Regions from separate parts of the Homo sapiens genome. Here region 2 is linked to region 1. Evidence: read pairs that join two places in POLR2A ChIA-PET (ENCODE). Cell type or tissue: A673. All regions are shown on one strand. Links, peaks and the distances in the headings refer to the core of each region. The heading gives the core; the rest is flanking DNA. Region 1 overlaps LOC107985203 (a long non-coding RNA gene). Region 2 overlaps CTSS (cathepsin S).

Region 1 (5,381 bases), core at 158-5,157:
AAGGAAGCCTTGTTTGTAGTTTTTTTTTTTTTTTCATCGTTTTTGAGGAGTCTCACGCTATCGCCCAGGCTGGAGTGCAGTGGTGTCATCTCAGCTCACCGTACCTCCGCCTCTCCGCCTCCTGGGTTTAATCGATTCTCCTGCCTCAGCCTCCTCAGTAGCTAGGATTACAGGTGTCTGCCACCACGGCCAGATAATTTTTTTTTTTTTTTTTTTTTTTTTTAGTAGAGACAGGGTTTCACCATGTTAGCCAGGCTGGTCTCAAACTTCTGACCTCAAGTGATCGGCCGGCCTCGACCTCCCAAACTGCTGGGATTACAGGCATGAGTCACCAAGCCCGGCTTTTTTTTTTTTTTTTTCTTTTTTTAATTTTTTTTTTTTATTATACTCTAAGTTTTAGGGTACATGTGCACATTGTGCAGGTTAGTTACATATGTATACATGTGCCATGCGACCGGCTTTTTTTGTTGTTGTTGTTTTTTGTTTTTGAGTTGGAGTCTTGCTCTGTCATCCAGGCTGAAGTGCAGTAGCATGATCTCGGCTCACTGCAACCTCCACCTCCTGGGTTCAAGCCATTCTCCCGCCTCAGCCTGCCGAGTAGCTGGGACTATAGGAGTACACCATGCCCAGCTAATTTTTTGTATTTTAGTAGAGATGGGGTTTCACCATGTTGCCCAGGCTGGTCTCAAACTCCTAAGCTCAGGCAATCCGCTCACCTTGGCCTCCTAAAGTGCTAGGACTACAGGCGTGAGCCACCATGTCCAACCTGTAGTTTTGTTTTTTTTTTGAATGAAGGTTTTTAATGTTATATGTTGTATAAAATTAATGCATTAATTTATTATTATGAAATCAAAACAACCCTACCTTACCCCGAAAATAACACCTGTAGGTTTTTGTCAGTTGTCAGATGGGCATCTTGCTATGTTGCCCAGGCCGGTTTCAAACTCTTGGAGCTCAAGCTACCTTCTGCCTCAGCCTCTAGAGCAGCTAAGACTACAAGTGTGCACCACCATGTCCAGCTTAGGTGTCAGTTTGATATGAGTCAGTAGCATAAGTAGTAAAGAAAACCTAAGGGGGCCTTGGGCTCTCCTACGGTCCAGGTCTACAAGCAAGCAGGTAATGGTTTAGTTCTATTTGGCTTGGTGAGGCCACATCTGGACCAAAGTTAGACAGGCACACTGACACATTTGAGCTCATCCAGAGAGTAGACAAGGTGATGCCAGGAGTCCACACTATGTCAAGGAGGACTAGCTAAAGGGAGGGAAAATGTTTAGGCTAGTAGATGTAGAAAGAGGTGGTCCTCAAACTCTTGACGTTTTCATGAGGGTGAAGATAGTAGATTTCAAGACACTGGAGTTATTCAAGAGACTAAATATTCACTTTCCAGGGATACTGTGAAAAAGATTCACTGAGGAGGCATTCGTTGGAACTAGATTTTTTTTTTTTTTAAGAGACAGGGTTCTGCTGTGTTACCCAGGCTGGTCTCTAACTCCTAAGCTCAAGAGATCCGCTTGCCTCAGCCTGCCAAAGTGATGGGATTACAGGGTAAGCCACGTGCCTGGCCTGGAACTAGATTATCTTAAAGTTAGTTTCCAACTAACTTTATTTCAATTTATTTCAAGTTTCCTTGAAATAAATTGAGTTTTCAATTTATTTCTGGTTCCTTGGCCTCAACCAGATTTATTGAAATTTAAGTCCCTAAAACTGTCTTTTGTTTTATTATAGAGAGGATATTAACCAGAAGGTTACATACTACAATCTGGAAGGAATAATCTCAATATCATGAGTGCCAATTAAGTGCCTCAGAGAATACAAAGGTGACCATAACTGGAATGCTTAACAAGTACCAACTGAAGAAATGTAATGAAAATTAAAGTTTAATTTGTTTTCCCCTGTCTCTGCACAATTTATTTCAGTGGGAGAGGTTTTCCTCAGATGTGGATCACCTTTAGGTAATAGTCTTTGCAACCACTTTAAGTAGCAAAACATACTCTTGGTCCGAAATATATTAACACATCAATTTTCATCATAGGTAAGAATCTCTCTACCCCACAGCTAGGGTCAACAGAGCCAGCCAGCTCGCCTCTGTGAAAGAGGGGGTAGTTGGCTTCTCTCCTTTTGCTACACTGATATTTCTAGGAATGGGGCAGAATGAAGAGGAAGGGTTATTAGTGGCTTCATGCTGTCTAGGCCTGGCTGATGTTAAGAATTATCTCATGAGCATTTGTATGGCTCCATCAGAGGCTTCCCTGGGGGCGCTTTCCAAAGGCAGTGGCAACTTCCTGAAGTGAGGTGATGTATTCTATTTCTATAGCCACCACTCTCTCATTATCCTTTTGTTTTCCAGTGTTCTTTTCCACATGAAGAGCCCCACTATGCATCCAGGCAGTTCTCTTGAGTAGGATTTAAACTGGCTCCACACATGGTCCACAGGATTCATGTATATCTGACCGTTTATCAGAAGCCAGTGTGGTGACTTCCAGGATGTGACTCTCTACTTTGTTACATCAGGCTCTGTTGTTAGTCAGCTTTTGCCTTGAAATTCCTCTACCGTGAGTCATACACAGTCTAATGATTATCCCTTACCCAAGGACAAATACAAAATGTTTCAGTGGTCTTGAAGCCACTGTCTCTAGGATTGAGAAGATAGAATTACTCCTCACCTCATCTCTTTTTTTTGGGGTGGGGGATGGAGTTTTGCTCCCCCTGCCCAGGCTGGAGTGCAGTGGTGCGATCTCAGCTCACTGCAACCTCCACCTCCCAGGTTCAAGCGATTCTCCTGCCTCAGCCTCCTGAGTAGCTGGGACTACAGGCACCCGTCACCGCGCCTGGCTAATTTTTTTTATTTTTAGTAGAGACGGGGTTTCACCATGTTAGCCAGGCTAGTCTCGAACTCCTAACCTCAGGTGACCTGCCCGCCTCAGCTTCCCAAAGTGCTGGGATTACAGGCGTCAGCCACCTCACCTGGCCCTTCCCCACCTCTTCTCTTTGGGATTGAATAGGGCTCACAGCATGGTAGTAGCTCTCTCCAAAGAAAGCTCTTTTATAAACCCAATCTCCGCTTTTTTGTTGTTGTTTTTTTTTTTTTTTTTGAGACAGGGTCTCACTCTGTGGCCCAGGCTGAAGTGCAGTGGTATGATGATGGCTCATGGCAGCCTCAAACTCCTGGCTCATGTGATCCACCTGCCTCAGCCTCCTGAGTAGTAGCTGGGATTACAGGCATGCACCACCATGCCTGGCTAATTTTTTTTTTTTTTTTTTAGATGTATTACTCTTGCTCTGTCGCCCAGGCTGGAGTATAGTGGTGCGATCTCAGTTCACTGCAACCTCCACCTCCCGAGTTCAAGTGATTCTCCTGCCTCAGCCTCCAAAGTAACTGGGATTATAGGCGCCCACCACCACACCCTGCTAATTTTTGTATTTTTAGTAAAAACGGGGTTTCACCATTTGGCCAGGCTGGTCTTGAACTCCTGATGACCTCAAGTGATCCGCCTGCCTCAGCCTCCCAAAGTGCTGGGATTACAGGCATGAGCCTCTGCCCCTGGCTTTTTAATTTTTTCAAATTTTTTATTTTTTTTTTGAGACGGAGTCTTGCTCTGTCACCAGGCTGGAGTCCAGTGGTGCAATCTCGGTGCTCACTGCAATCTCTACCTCCCAGGTTCAAGTGATTTTCCTGCCTCAGCCTCCCAAGTAGCTGGGACTACAGGCACGTGCCACCATGCCCAGCTAATTTTTTGTATTTTTAGTAGAGACAGGGTTTCACCATGTTGAGCAGGATGGTCTCGATCTCTTGACCTCGTGATCCGCCCACCTTGGCCTCCCAAAGTGCTGGGATTACAGGCTTGAGCCACTGCGCCCGGCCTAATTTTTTAATTTTTTTGTGGAGACAAGGTCTCACCATGTTGCCCAGGTTGGTCTTGAACTAGCCTGAAGTGATCCTCCCACCTCAGCCTCCCAAAGTGCTAGGATTACAAGAGTAAGCCACTGCATCTGGCCTTCTATCTTCACTTTTCATACTCTTGAAATGGGTGAGGGGGTTCAAGAGTTGTGCAACTGGTTCTTGGTAAGTTCCTTTAAAATACTGCATTTACATCTGCTGTCTCCCTTTGGAGTTTCATATCTATTAGATCTTGATACCCCAGCTGAAACATCCAGTTTAAGATTTTGTTAAGTATAAAACATAATCTGCTTTATCAATCCTGCTTTAAATCTTCCCTCATTCCTTATCTGAGGCTATGTGATTTAGTCACACCTCACAAGCCAAGCCCTAGGCCTAGGCCATCAAGTTGGTATGGCATGATCTGGTCATGCTCTCCTTTACTGATAAAGAAAACCAAGCTAAGGCCAAGGGCTCACTATAACAAACCTACTGCCCATGAGAGGGATAAATCAGGAGTCCCTCTTGGCTCCAAACCTAGTTCTCTATACGGATGTATACAGAGCAAAGTGATTTGGTCAAGTAGCCATGGGCTTTGGAGTCTGTCATTTATCAAGTGATCTTAGATGAATTATCTTTTCTCAGCTTCATTACAATTTTGTAAAATAGGGCCGGGCGCCGTGGCTCAACCCTGTGGGCATAAGCCTTTGGGAGGCTGAGGCGGGCAGATCACTTGAGGTCAGGAGTTCGACAGCTTGGCCAACATGGTGAAACTCCATCTCTACTAAAAATACAAAAATAAGCCAGGTGTGGTTGCGGGTGCCCATAATCCCAGCTACTTGGGAGGCTGAGGTAGAATAGAACTGTTTGAACCCGGGAGGTGGAGGTTGCACTGAACCGAGATTGCACTACTGCACTCTAGCCTGGATGATAGACTGAGACTCTGTCTCAAATTAAAAAAAAAAAAAATTATAAAATAGCCTCACCTTTCAATTTGAAATTTATTTATTTATTTTTTGAGACGGAGTTTCCCTTTTGTCGCCTAGCCTAAAGTGCAATGCCACAATCTCAGCTCACTGCAACCTCCTGCCTCCTGGGTTCAAGCAATTCTCCTACCTCAGCCTCCCGAGTAGCTGGGATTACAGGTGTGCGTCACCACCAGCTAATTTTTGTATTTTTAGTAGAGACAGGGTTTTACCATGTTGACCAGGCTGGTCTCAATCTCCTGACCTCAGGTGATCTACCCGCCTTGGCCTCCCAAAGTGCTGGGATTGTGGGCATGAGCCACCATGCCCAGCCTGAAATTTATTTATTTTTTTTAAAGTCAGTCTCTGTAGAGACTGTCAAAAATTGCCAATGCCAACTATATTGTAAGTTACCACAGTGGGATATGTGAAAATTCTTTTTTTTTTTTTTTGAGACATGGTCTCACTCCATCACCCAGGCTGGAGTGCAGTGGCAAGATCACAGTTCACTGCAACCTCGACTTCACGGGCTCAAGTGA
Region 2 (5,381 bases), core at 146-5,145, 130 kb after region 1:
TTAGTACAGTAAATACACATTAATCATGACACAATTATTTCTTCTGGATACAGCAGGAAAAATTAAGTTAAGAGAAAGTGCTTCATATTTCTTGATTTGTTATAAAAAGGAGAGATCCTCTAGATTTCTGGGTAAGAGGGAAAGCTAGCAATCCCACAATGATTTCCTTTATTTCTTGCCATCCGAATATATCCTTCTTCACCAAAGTTGTGGCCCCAGCTTTAGAAAAAGAAATAATACAAAATTACAAATGCGTACAATCAAACCATGTTATCAACTTTTTATCTCATTGTTTTTCTCCTATAAGTGATTACATATGAAAGGCCGTAAAACAAAATTAGAATGAAATAAGGTAATAATTTCTCCAGGGATTTCAGGTAACTCAAAATAATGGTTTGGAAAGCTTTAGTGCTATATTGATGAATAGACTTAATACCTAAGGAAAACTATAGTAAGATCCATCCCAGTCCTTTAATCCTCCTACTTTGCAAATATGCCTTCTCTAAAGAAAGAGTATTAGTATCCTTTATAAGCCTTTATCTCTAAATTTTTTGATAACAGTATCATGTGTAATGATTTTCTATCAAACTTAAATTCCTCTAGAGAATGTCAATTAAGAAATATTTTTGAGTGACTACTATGAAAAAGGTATAGGGCAGGGAATTCTAAAGCAAACAACAAAAATGCAGCTCTGAAAGAGCTTTTTGATCTAGAAGTGGAGCTGACTTTCTCATAATTAAAGCTATTGAAAAATGAGCCAGGCATGGTGGCTCACACTTGTAATCCAAGTGCTTTGAGAGGCTGAAGTGGGAGGATTGTTTGAGGCCAGAGTTTGAGAGCAGCCTGGGCAAAATAGCAAGTCCCTGATTCTACAAAAAAAATTTTTTTTTAATTAGCCAGGCATGGTGGCATGCACCTGTATTCCTTACCTACTCTGCAGCAGAGGCTACTTGTTAGAGATGTTGCAGAGAAAAATCATGGGTCGGATTAGGGTTCGAGTAGATCAGTGTTTCACTTTTTGATTTAATGGACTTAGAGGAGTTCAAAAAGTTTTTACAGATAGATATACAGTTATCAATTTTAAAATTAGCATGTATGGACATCTTTTTTTTTTTTTTGGAGGTGAAGTTTCGCTCTTGTTGCCCAGACTGGAGTGCAATGGTGCAATCTCAGCTCACCGCAGCCTCCATCTCCTGGGTTCAAGTGATTCTCCTGCCTCAGCCTCCCAAGTAGCTAGGACTGCAGGCATGTGCCACCACGACGGCTAATTTTGTATTTTTAGTAGAGATGGGGTTTCTCCATGTTGGTCAGGCTGGTCTCCAACTCCTGACCTCAAGTGATCTACCCGCCTCAGGCTCCCAAAGAGTTGGGATTACAGGTGTGAGCCACCACGCCCGGCTGTATGGTCATCTTTTTTAAAAAGCATACTATTGGTCGGGCACGGTGGCTCAAGCCTGTAATCCCAGCACTTTGGGAGGCAGAGACGGGCAGATCATTTGAGGTCAGGAGTTCGAGACCAGCCTGATCAACATGGTGAAACCCCGTCTCTACTAAAAATACAAAAACTAGCTGGGCATGGTAGCATGAGCCTGTAGTCCCAGCTACTCGAGAGGCTGAGGTAGGAGAATCGCTTGAACCTGGGAGGCAAGGCAGAGGTTGCAGTAAGCCGAGATTGCGCCTGTGCACTCCAGCCTGGGCAACAGAGTGAGACTGTCTCAAAAAAAGAAAATAAATAAAAACCATACTACTTACTGTCACCATTATGTTGTAAAAGAAAATACATTTTAACACCAAAAGCAAAAAATCCAAAGACATAATCTCTATTTTAAGGATAGTCTTTTGAGTAAATAAATTTATATTAATGAAAAAGTCACCAAAATATTCTTATTTTTCTTACTTTACCAAGACTGATGAAAAAACTTAGAAAATCCTTGTAAGAGGAATGATTTCTGAAGCTCTTTATCATTCTGAGATTTTATAGTGGTAGGTATATAAATATCATACAAGGCAAAATTCATTAAGTGCTCTAGGATACAAATAAAAGTGTGAAATTGAGAAAATGCCTAGTGTGTCTGGAGAGCAGTAAGAAATTTAGTTGAAAGGAAAACTGGATATCTTTAGTAGAATAGTGGAAAAAGAGGATAGAAAGCTGGTTTGGGGCCATGTTGTGAACAGCTTAGAACAGCAGGTGGAGGAACATGTACTTCAATTACAAAGGCAAAGGGAAGCTGTTAGAAATTTTGGCTCAGGGACTCAAAGTTTGTGTTTTTGCATGCAGTGGAGAACCTAAGAAATGCTGGTTTATTGTTGGAAGACAAATGACACCATTTAAAAGGACTGTGCTTTAAGAGGCCTTAAATATTCTATGTATCAGCCCTCATTGGACATTTTGCAGGTCCTATTTTTTTCTCTCTGTACCATTTAACACACTTGTCTACTCCCACCTTACTGGTCTCTTGGCTTCAAGACACTACTATGTTCTGATTTTCTTATCTCTCTCTGGTCAGTCCTTCTCAAACATTTTCATGAGCTCCTTTCTTTACTTCCTTTCACTTAATTGCCACTCCACTGCTTAGAAATTGTCAATGGCTCTCCATGCCTTTACAATAAAATTCAAACTCCATCGTCACCTCTAATAAACCACTGGCTGTAGTGGGTTTTTTTGTTTGTTTGTTTGTTTTTGACAGAGTCTCACCGTGTTGCCCTGGTTGGAGTGTGGTGGTGCAATCACAGCTCACTGCAGCTTCGACCTCCTGTGCTCAAGCAATCCTCCTGCCTCAGCCTTACAAGTAGCTAGGACCACATGTGCATACCACCATGCTTGGCCAATTTTTTTTTTTTTTTTTTTGTGATGGAGTCTTGCTCTGTGGCCCAGGCTGGAGTGTAGTGGCACAATCTCGGCTCACTGCAAGCTCCGCCTCCCGGGTTCACGCCATTCTCCTGCCTCAGCCTCCTCAGTAGCTGGAATTACAGGCGCCCACCACCACGCCTGGCTAATTTTTTTGTATTTTTTAGTAGAGATGGGGTTTTACCGTGTTAGCCAGGATGGTCTCGATCTCCTGACCTTGTGATCTGCCCGCCTCAGCCTCCCAAAGTGCTGGGATTACAGGCGTGAGCCACTGCGCCTGGCCCAATTTTTTATTTTAGTAAAGAAGAGGTCTCACTATGTTGCCCAGGCTGTAGCAATGCTCTTTTAATATCCAGTTTGATAAGCAAAAGCAATAACAAGAATCCGGCCAGGCTATTATTAATATTAATAGACACCACTTATTTAGCACTTACTCTGCCAAACAGATTAACATAAATTATCTAATTTAATCATCATCCTGTGAGGTGAATATTATCTTCTTTTACTAAAGAAAAAAACAGAAGGGCAGAGTGGTAAAGTAGCTTGCCAAAAGTCACATAGATAGTAAATTGTGAAGCCAGAGGTCAAATCTAGGATTATTTTATTCCAAAGCCCACTCTAACTTTTATCTATGCCTATCCCTACAGTTATCTCTGTGAGTGAAGTCATATGGGGAATGAAATTCAGACCAGTACATCTAGGATCTCATGTAATTTATATCCTACTATGGTCACTGCATTAAATAATAGGTAAAATAAATCATTTTAGGTGAACTGAATTTGGACCTGAGTTCTAGTATGAAAATTGAATTGAGGGTCTAGTTACTAGCAGTATGAATTCAGTCAGTGAGACCAAGGAATCCCAGACCCCATTCAACATCTAAACAATTTACTTTTCTCAGTTTTACCGACCAAGATCAATTGCCCCCAGTTTTGCAAAAGATCCCAGACCTCTTTTTGACTGAGTCCTGCTAACTTCCCTTAAACAATGAAACTGATAAAAAAAAAAAATCTTAAGCTAAATAAAGTATCTGAGGACAAAGTCTTGCCTTCAGAATTATACAAGATCTGCTCCAAATGTTCATTTCGGTACTTACCAAGTTGTATATTTTTATTAATTCTATAGCTCTTTCACTCAAACTGTTCAACTTTAGGTGAGTTTGTTAACTAAATGCCTATCTCATAAGAGTACTTTAAAAATTAAATGAGAGAATGTATTTAAAGTACTCACACAATATTTGGTATATAGCCAATGCTTACTAAGTGAAGGTAGCTATTTTTATTATTATCCAGGTATGAGTACATCAGATTGGACTCAAGTAGAGTCCATCTACTTTTTTTTTTTTGAGACGGAGTTTCACTCTTGTTGCCCAGGCTGGAGTGCAATGGCACAACCTCGCCTCACTGCAACCTCCACCTCCCAGGTTCAAGTGATTCTCCTGCCTCAGCCTCCTGAGTAGCTGGGATTACAGGCGTGCGCCATCATGCCCGGATAATTTTGTATTTTTAGTAGAGATGGAGTGTCTCCATGTTGGCCAGGCTGGTCTCGAACTCCCAACCTCAGGTGATCCTCCCACCTCGGCCTCCCAAAGTGCTGGGATTACAGGCGTGAGCCACTGAGCCGGGCTGAGTCCGTCTACTTTTAAAAAAATGTATAGCGTTCTTCTAGGGTGATCACCAGTCCCAGTTTGCCTGGGACTGTCCTGTTTTTAAAAAGAAAGTCCTATGTCCCAGAAAGCCTCGTAGCCCTTAGCAAAGTGGGAAAGTTGATCACCCTACCTTCTCCTTGCATATTATAAGGCTACTAACTTATTATTCCTTCTAAAATCAATGCCAGTTTCCTTTGTAATAGACTGAAGTCCTGGGCTTCTTAGGCTGTGCCAGACACTCTTCTAGGCATTAGGATTACAGAGACAAAGTCTTTCTAAAGCCTAGGTTCTAGAGGAGAAACATATGATAAACGAAGAAATACTTGATGATATATATGATTAGTACAATAAAGAAAAATAAAGCAGGATAAGGGATACAGAGTGTTAAGAGACAGGGCTCAATTTTAGGTGGAATGGTCGGGAAAAGCTTCGCTGAGTGGATGTTTGCGCAAAGATGCAAGTGAGGCAAAGACCTGGATAAAGGGCTAGAAATAAGCATGATGTGTCAAGAAATAGCCAAAAGGCTAATGTGCTGGGAGCTGAGTGAGAGAGGGGAGAGTAGTTGGAGAGGTAGTTGGAGAGGCAGGCTAAGGCCAGATAATGTCATGCTTTACAGGTCATGGGTTTTATTCTGAGTGGGAAGGAAAGCCATTAGAGGGTTTGGGGTAGAAGGGTAACATAATCTACTTTATGCTTTAAAAAGATAATTCTGGTTACTGTGTAGAGGATTGATTCCAAGCAAACAAGAGGGAAGCAGCTACCAGTTATGAGATTATTGCAATAGACCAGGAGATGGATGGTGGCTTGAACTCTAATGGTAACAGCAGAGGTATTGAGAAGTGCAAGCAAATCTTGTTTTATTGTGCTTTGCTTTATTGTGCATTG

The links. Peaks named below come from ENCODE experiments on the same cell type or tissue, not always from the same donor. Only the 100,000 strongest peaks of a DNase experiment are listed, where the experiment ranks them.
Region 2: POLR2A ChIA-PET joins it to region 1 with 6 read pairs; 5 of 35 experiments call an interaction of 5 or more read pairs at or near these places.

Annotation. Positions count from the first base shown.
Region 1 is chr1:150,602,395-150,607,775 of GRCh38, forward strand. It overlaps LOC107985203 (a long non-coding RNA gene), which reads left to right. Exons shown (of 3, transcript NR_186818.1): 3 at 1,726-1,890. Among named protein-coding and RNA genes, the nearest start is that of ENSA, 25 kb to the right of the region's middle. RefSeq lists an enhancer at 2,236-3,074. In A673, for the core only: no CTCF peak of the experiment used is centred there; a DNase peak (open chromatin) is centred at 2,507; H3K27ac peaks cover 2,623 bases.
Region 2 is chr1:150,732,927-150,738,307 of GRCh38, forward strand. It overlaps CTSS (cathepsin S), which reads right to left. Exons shown (of 8, transcript NM_004079.5): 8 at 1-219. The coding sequence ends at 120. Among named protein-coding and RNA genes, the nearest start is that of HORMAD1, 15 kb to the left of the region's middle. RefSeq lists enhancers at 2,122-2,266, 4,249-4,393 and cis regulatory regions at 2,194, 4,321. In A673, for the core only: no CTCF peak of the experiment used is centred there; no DNase peak of the experiment used is centred there.